3 separate regions of the Homo sapiens genome follow, and regions 2 and 3 are each linked to region 1. A link is an interaction called in ENCODE POLR2A ChIA-PET data of the cell type or tissue named here. Cell type or tissue: GM12878. All regions are shown on one strand.

Region 1 (2,500 bases):
TTAAGTAGCAGAGTCAAGATTCACACCAAGGGAGTATGATTTGAAATGTACTACAATGTGCATGTTCTACAAAAGCACCCAAAGCAATGCCATGTCATTGCTCATATATATAGTTTATTAAAAGATAAACTAGAAGGATACAAATCAAATTCATTACAACAATTTCCTCTGGGAGGGGAGATGAAGGTGAGGAGGATAAAACTGGGGAGAACAAAAGGGACTTTAACATGATCTGTAATATTCAAGAAAAGTATAAAGTTCTACATTGCTCTTTTAGAATTCAATGTGATAACTATGATATAAATAGTTATTTTAAATTAAATATATATCTGAAGCAAAAATGAAATATGTTAACATTTTATATGTGGGTATGTGGGTGTATACATTTTTGCTATTTATTTTTAAAACTTTTCAAAAATAAAAATCTCTCATCTACAAAACAATATTACAATAAAATTAAGAAATTTAATAAAGTTCTGATCTTCATATTTCAGCTTTCATTTGAAAACAAAAACAGCTAAACTGTGTGAACTTATGTATGTATATACACTTTAACATACATATGGAAAACACATTTTTACACAGATCAAGAGAGACAGGTTTTAACAAAGTATATCAGAAACAGTATCTCTCTTACTATACATTTTAATGACTCACTATTCTCAGTGAAAATAAAGTATAACACTAGCAGGAAAATTCCCTTGATATCTTTCTACCTCTTTCTTTTTTGTCTCTTCTCTCTCTTGCTTTCTACTTGTGATTTTTAACAGAAGGAAGCACAAAGTAGGAACTAAGAAAGTGTCACACATTTTAAAAATAATAACGGCCATAGATGAATATATACCCAGCCCTTCTAAATATAGCATTCCCGAACCTACAATCAAGTAATGTTTCAAAAATTTATTTGTAAATTTTTTGTCTAGAACTCACAGCATACCTTCCCATGAAGAAAGTTACAAAAGGATATGAGCACCAGGAAAAAGATACTGCCTAAGGTGCCAGGCTACTGGCAGAGAAACAGGAAAAGCAGAGTACACAATATGTACTGATGGTCCAGAAAGCAAAAAAAGCATTGTGACCCAGGGTCTGAGGGCAGAAATCACTATTCATTTATTTACCTTTGTAATCTCAGTAACTAGCAAATTATCTGGCATCTCATAATCAAAGACCATTGCCTACTGACTGATGAAGTAATGGGGAAATGACTAAGCAGAGGAATCCATCAATACGTGGCACTGTCAACACAGAACAGCTTTGGTGGAGGAAAGAAAAAGCTTGGAGAGAAGCAATGTTTAATGACACAAAAATCCACATATGTAAAACTATTACAAGGTTAGTGCTGGTTATTTATTTATTTATTTTTTTTTTTTTGAGACAGAGTCTCGTTCTGCCACCCAGGCTGGGGTGCAGTGGCGCTATCTCTGCTCACTGCAAGCTCCGCCTCCCAGGTTCACGCCATTCTCCTGCCTCAGCCTCCCGAGTAGCTGGGACTACAGGCGCCTGCCACCACGCCCGGCTAATTTTTTGTATTTTAGTAGAGACAGGGTTTCACCGTGTTAGCCAGGATGGTCTCGATCTCCTGACCTTGCGATCCGCCCACCTCGGCCTCCCAAAGTGCTGGGATTACAGGCGTGAGCCACTGCGCCTGGCCAGCGCTGGTTAAGAGAACACCTTCATCTAAATTACAAGCTGTGTCTATTATTGTGTAATGCAAATAAGCATGATATTTTGGGTTAGTTTTGCTAACAATGAATCTTAAGATAGTTTTCCTACTGTAGCAATAGTTATTTGGGATTTTCAGTATTTTCTCCTATGACCCTTGAAAATATTTCAATGTCTTCTTTGTAATTATAAGAGTAATAACCGGCCAGGTGCAGTAATCACAGCACTTTGGGAGGCCAACGCGGGCAGACTACTTGGGCTCACGAGTTCAAGACCAGGCTGGGCAACATGGCAAAACCCCATCTAAAAAAATACAAACATTAGCCAAGCACAGTGGTGCACACCTGTAGTCCCAGCTACTTAAGAGGCCAAGGTGGGAGGATGGCTTGAGCCCAGGAGGTGGAGGTTGCAGTGAGCTAAGATCACGCCACTGCACCCCAGCCTGGGTGACAGAGCCAGGACTTGTCTTAAAAAAAAAAAAAAAAAAAAAAAGTAATAATTATTCAGAATAGAGAAAAGCACAAAAACTAAAATAAAAATTACCCATAATCCGATCACCCAGGGATAACATCTCTTACTATTTTATATGTCTCCTGCAAATCTTTTTGCCATTTACATGTATATGTTTCTTTATATTCTAATTTTTCTCTTAATATTATATTATACTTATGTCAGTACATTTTTAAAATGATTTTTAGAAGTTGTATCCACCATATAGATTATCATTAATTTCACCATTCCCATACTATAATGCATTTGACTATTAAAATTGTTCCACTCTTATAAAATGCTAAGTTTTAAAAAAAACTTTTGTTTTTTGAGACAGGGTCTTACTCTG
Region 2 (2,500 bases), 490 kb before region 1:
CTGGCCACATGTGGCTATTGAGCATTTGAAATGTGGCCAGTCTCAATTGAGATGTACTTAAGTATAAAATACACACTGGATTATTATATTTTTGAGACGAAAGTCTCTGCACCCAGGCTGGAGTGCAGTAGCACGATCTTCGCTCACTGCAACCTCTGCCTCCCGGGTTCAAGCGATTCTCCTGCTTCAGCCTCCAGAGTAGCTGGGACTACAGGCACATGCCACTGCGTCCCGCCAATTTTTGTATTTTTAGTAGAGAAAGGGTTTCACCATGTTGGCCAAGCTGGTCTTGAACTCCTGACCTCAGGTGATCCCCCCAACCTCAACCTCCCAAAGCGCTGGTATTACAACAGGCGTGACCCACCGCGCCCAGCCAGTTATTTCCTAAATTAAATTAGCACGAATTGTTGCTGGAAATTGAGGTGCAAGCCACATCATAAATAACGGATCAACGTGAGTCCAAGCTTCGGATTCACAAATTGTAGAAACTCCATGACCCTCTGTGGAGACTCACAGAGCTACAAACAAGTTAACTCTCCTTTCAGTTCTCTCAACAGTGAAAGCTATCCAGGACCCTTCCAGAGTGAAGCACAGTACAGGCCAACAAATAAATGTCTCCTAAAGCCCAGGAAAAGGGAAACACTCTCTCCCAAGGCTCAATACGGGGGGAGGTCAGTACTCAGAGAACCCACCCCTTAACCCCTTGCTAGGTCCTATGAGACGTAGCTATTATCATATGGTGAGAACTTTGCATCTCAATGGGTTTCTAACTTCCCCTTACATTGTGAACTACAGCAAGCATGCAAGACTATCAAAACAGACGTAACGCTGGCTGGCGCAGTGGCACACCTTTAATCCCAATGTGTCCAGAATTGGTGGGTTTTTGGTCTCACTAACTTCAAGAACGAAGCCGCAGACTCTCGTGGTGAATCTCAGGGTTCTTAAAGGCGGCGTATCCAGAGCTTGTTCCTTCTGACCTTCAGATGCATTCGGAGTTTCTTCCTTCTGGTGGGTTCGTGGTCTTGCTGGCTCAGGAATGAAACTACAGACCTTCACGGTGAGCATTACAACTCTTTAAAGCAGCACATCTGGAGTTGTTCCTTCTTCCCAGTTGGTTTCCGGCCTCACTGGCTTCAAGAGCGAAACTACACACTTTCAGGGTGAGTGTTACAGCTCATAGGCCAGACCCACGCACGGAGCAGTAGCAGCAGCAATAGCAAGTTACTGCAAACAGCAAAAGAAAAAAAGCCACCTCGGTATCAAAGAAAACACCCCACCTGCCTGCCGCAGCAGGAGCGGGCAGCCTGCTTTTATGCTCTTATCTGGCCCCACCCACATCCTGCTGATTGGTCCATTTTACAGAGAGCCGATTGGTCTGTTTTACAGAGAGCTGATTGGTCCGTTTTGACAGGGTGCTGATTGGTGTGTTTACAATCCCTGAGCTAGACACAAAAGTTTTCGTCCCCACTATATTAGCTAGATACAGAGTGTCCATTGGTGTATTTACAAACCCTGAGCTAGACACAGAGTGCTGATTGGTGCATTTACAAACCTTGAGCTAGATACAGAGTGCTGATTGGTGTATTTACAATCCCTTAGCTAGACATAAAGATTCTCCAAGTCCCCACCACACTCCGGAACCCAGCTGGCTTCGTCCAGTGGATCCTCCACTGGGGCCGCAGGTGGAGCTGCCTGCCAGTCCTGAGCCGTGTGCCGGCACTCCTCAGCCCTTGGGCGGTCCATGGGACTGGGCGCGGTGGAACAGGGGGCGGCACTTGTCCGTGGAGGCTCCGGCCGCGCAGAAGCCCATGGCGGGTGGGCAGGGTAGGCTCAGGCATTGCAGGCTGCAGGTCCCGAGCCCTGCCCTGCAGGGAGGCAGCTAAGGCCCGGCAAGAAATCCAGCACAGCGCCGGTGGGCCGGCACTGCTGGGGGACCTGGCGCATCCTCCGCAGCTGCTGGCCCAGGTGCTAAGCCCCTTACTGTCTGGGGTCGGCGGAGCCGGCCGGCCGGCCGCTCGGACTGCGGGCCGCCAAGGCCACGCCCACCCGGAACTCTAGCTGGCCCGCAAGCCCCGTGCGCAGCCCCGGTTCCTGCGGTGTCTCTCCCTCCACACCTCCCCGCAGGCTGAGGGAGCCGGCTCCGGCCTCGGCCATCCCAGGAAGGGGCTCCCACAGTGCAGCGGCGGGCTGAAGGGCTCCTCAAGCGCGGCCAGAGTGGGCGCTGAGGCCAAGGAGGCACCGAGAGCGAGCGAGGGCTACGAGGGCTGCCAGCGCGCTGTCACCTCTCACCAACACTTTCAGAGGCAGGGGTGGGAGAATCCCCTGAGCCCACGAATTCGAGACCAGCATGGGCAACATGTCTGTCAACATAGGGAGACCCCCATCTCTACAAAAAATTAAAAAATAAAATTAGCCCAATGTGGTGGCTTGCAGACTATAGTCCCAGATACTCGGGTGACTGAGGCAGGAGGTGCTTAATCCCAGCAGTTTGAGGCTGCAG
Region 3 (2,500 bases), 130 kb after region 1:
TGAAGGGAGAAATTCTTCAAACAATAATGTAGGCATGACCTTCCTCAGCATTTTTCCTTGGAAGTTGTCCCCAAAGTCAAGGGACCAAGGGGTACAGAGCCCTGAGTGAGTGGACCTTGAAGTGGGAGCCATCCTCTGCAGGAGGGTAGGGCCCAGCAGCATCACCCAGGATCAGGGGTCAGGGCAGCTTACTCTGCTCACAGTGTTGCCCGGTGAAGCCTGTGCGGCAGGTGCACTTGCCACTGATGTGGTCACAGCTGGCGCCATTCTGACACTGGCATACGCGCCCACAGTCCTTCCCAAAAAATGCTGCTGGGCAGCCTAGAGAAACAGGATTTCCAGTCACGAGAGTTGCTGCTGGGTGGGGACAAGGGGGACAGCAGGAACCAGACCTGTCTTCTGTCTCTTTTTTTGCTGAGCATGGGATGAAGACTAGTGAGACCCTGCACCAGAGTTGTCTCCCTGCTCAGGATCTTCATGCTGAAGTGGTAGGGGCAAGGTGATCGTTGCCTTTCCAAGACAGAGGGGCCTTGGAACCACAGGTCAGGCTAGGGTCTACTTCCTGTGTGGACACAGGCTGCTCCTCCCCACTCTGGGCCCCACTGTCCAAGGAAGGTCTGGTCTTGGTGATTGCTGGAGTACCTTGCAGCCCTGACCTTCCAGGACTTTGGGCTTGTCAATCCCCTGAATCCAGTCAGGTCTGGAGCTGCCCCTGCAGAGCTCCTCAGTTCTCGTGGGGCAGGAGTCAGGTACCACCAGTCCTGGGGCTGCCTGCATTCCTCCCTCCCTGCTGGTCTGGACAATGCCCACAGTGGCCAGTAGGCCGCAGCATGGTATTCTAAGTGGCTGGGAGGCCAGGAGGTGGGGCTTACGCTGTGTGCAGAAGAGTCCAGTCCAGCCAGGGGTGCAGTGGCAGGCCCCGTCCTCGGCGCTGCAGCTCGCCCCGTTGTGGCAGCTGCATGCGTGGAAGCAGGCGGGGCCCCAGAACCCGGGTGGGCAAGCTGGGATGTCGGTGAAATGCAGAGGGTGAGGGGAAGGCAGAGAGGGGCAGACGGAGAGGGAGAAGAAGGGGGAGTACATGTCAGAGCCAAGATGCCAAGATGGACCTGGCTGACATTTCCTGGCTTTCAGGGGCTTCATGCACTGTTCCCAGAATTCCTGCACTTACTTCTTGGCTTAGTTACCCAGGATTCCCATTAAGCCCAGATTCTCTGCCCACTCTCCAAGTCTTTGATGACTGACTCAGCAGGACTCTGAGGGCCCCCGAGCCTCCCCTCTCAGGGGACTGATTTGGAGCATGCGGGTAAACACTGTGGTTTACCGTGTATGTACTGTGTGTGTTTCCCCATGAGAATGGGGACTTTCCTAGGGCAGGAGCTCTCTTCTCTCAGTTGGTGAGCTCCTGATGATGGAGCCTGTCTCCTCATCAGAATGGAAATTCCCTCAGCCATCTAACTAGGACCTCCCCAAGGGTACTGGCTAGGTCTCACCCATCAGACAAGGAGCTCCACAGGGTCTCTGTCCTTAGTTTGGGGGCTTCTGGAAAGGGGCTGTTCCCTTCACATCAGATTGGTGCACTTTACATGAACAGCCTCAAGGACATCATTCACATGGGCCACCCAGAGGGCACTGCACCCTCCTGAGGTGGCTGCCCGGGCCTCATCTCACTTCCCTACTCCCAAACTCGAGCATGCTGTTGCACCACCTCTTCCCCATCCAAACTCGGGCTGCTCCTTGTGCAGGTGCTAATGGAGTGTTAAGTCTCAGAATTCATAGCATTAATGGTACTATCAACAATATCAGTACCTTTGATACCAGCAGTTAATACCAATGATCAATCCTAATAATCCATCATGTTAGCTATAGAGCTAAATGGGGCTCATTCCTACATGCAGAAGGAGATTTCATCCCTGGAAGTGGAGGCACCAGGACAGAGAGGTTTTGGGCAACAAAGGGAGAATTTTTGGGCCTGACCCCAGGTAGGGGCATTCCCAGGTGGCAGCAGCTTACCCTGTGAGCAGTCCTTGCCAATCCATCCAGGAAAGCACTGGCAGGAGCCATCGATAGGGCTGCAGGTCCCGTTGTTGGCACAGGAGCAGAGCTGGGCACAGTCCTGCCCAAAGTATCCTCCAGCACACACTGTGGGCACAGGGCAGCCTGGCACCCATCCTCCCACCTGTGTTCCTCTGACCTCCACCCACAGCCTCATCCCTAGAAGTTCCCAAGCCACAGCCATGATCACCCAGGGGTCATGGATCTGGATGGAGACCACGCCCGCCTTGGTACCCTTGTCACCCTTCTCCATTTGCACATAAATGAGTTGCCCCTCTCATGCCTACAGCTGCATTCTTCAGAAGGCTCTATTATGATTGCCTTTAAGAACAGCCTGAGGCCCATGGAGGTAGAATCACCTGACTTAGGTCTCACAGATGAGAAGTGGGAGGCTGAGCACTGTACTTCTGGACTCACAGTCCAGTGCTCCCTGTACTGTTCCACAGCC

What was found. Peaks named below come from ENCODE experiments on the same cell type or tissue, not always from the same donor. Only the 100,000 strongest peaks of a DNase experiment are listed, where the experiment ranks them.
Region 2: POLR2A ChIA-PET joins it to region 1 with 5 read pairs; 6 of 35 experiments call an interaction of 5 or more read pairs at or near these places.
Region 3: POLR2A ChIA-PET joins it to region 1 with 5 read pairs; 4 of 35 experiments call an interaction of 5 or more read pairs at or near these places.

What each region holds. Positions count from the first base shown.
Region 1 is chr15:65,786,724-65,789,223 of GRCh38, forward strand. All of the region lies in intron 1 of DENND4A (DENN domain containing 4A), which reads right to left. Among named protein-coding and RNA genes, the nearest start is that of DENND4A, 4.3 kb to the right of the region's middle. In GM12878, no CTCF peak of the experiment used is centred here; a DNase peak (open chromatin) is centred at 1,192; H3K4me3 peaks cover 1,645 bases; H3K27ac peaks cover 1,203 bases.
Region 2 is chr15:65,299,350-65,301,849 of GRCh38, forward strand. No RefSeq gene overlaps it. Among named protein-coding and RNA genes, the nearest start is that of RNU5B-1, 4.1 kb to the right of the region's middle. RefSeq lists an enhancer at 1,842-2,357. In GM12878, no CTCF peak of the experiment used is centred here; a DNase peak (open chromatin) is centred at 1,152; H3K4me3 peaks cover 688 bases; H3K27ac peaks cover 799 bases.
Region 3 is chr15:65,915,956-65,918,455 of GRCh38, forward strand. It overlaps MEGF11 (multiple EGF like domains 11), which reads right to left. Exons shown (of 26, transcript NM_001385028.1): 16 at 2,011-2,139; 17 at 873-1,001; 18 at 193-321. Among named protein-coding and RNA genes, the nearest start is that of RAB11A, 48 kb to the left of the region's middle. In GM12878, a CTCF peak has its summit at 829; DNase peaks (open chromatin) are centred at 856 and 1,366; H3K4me3 peaks cover 279 bases; H3K27ac peaks cover 2,398 bases.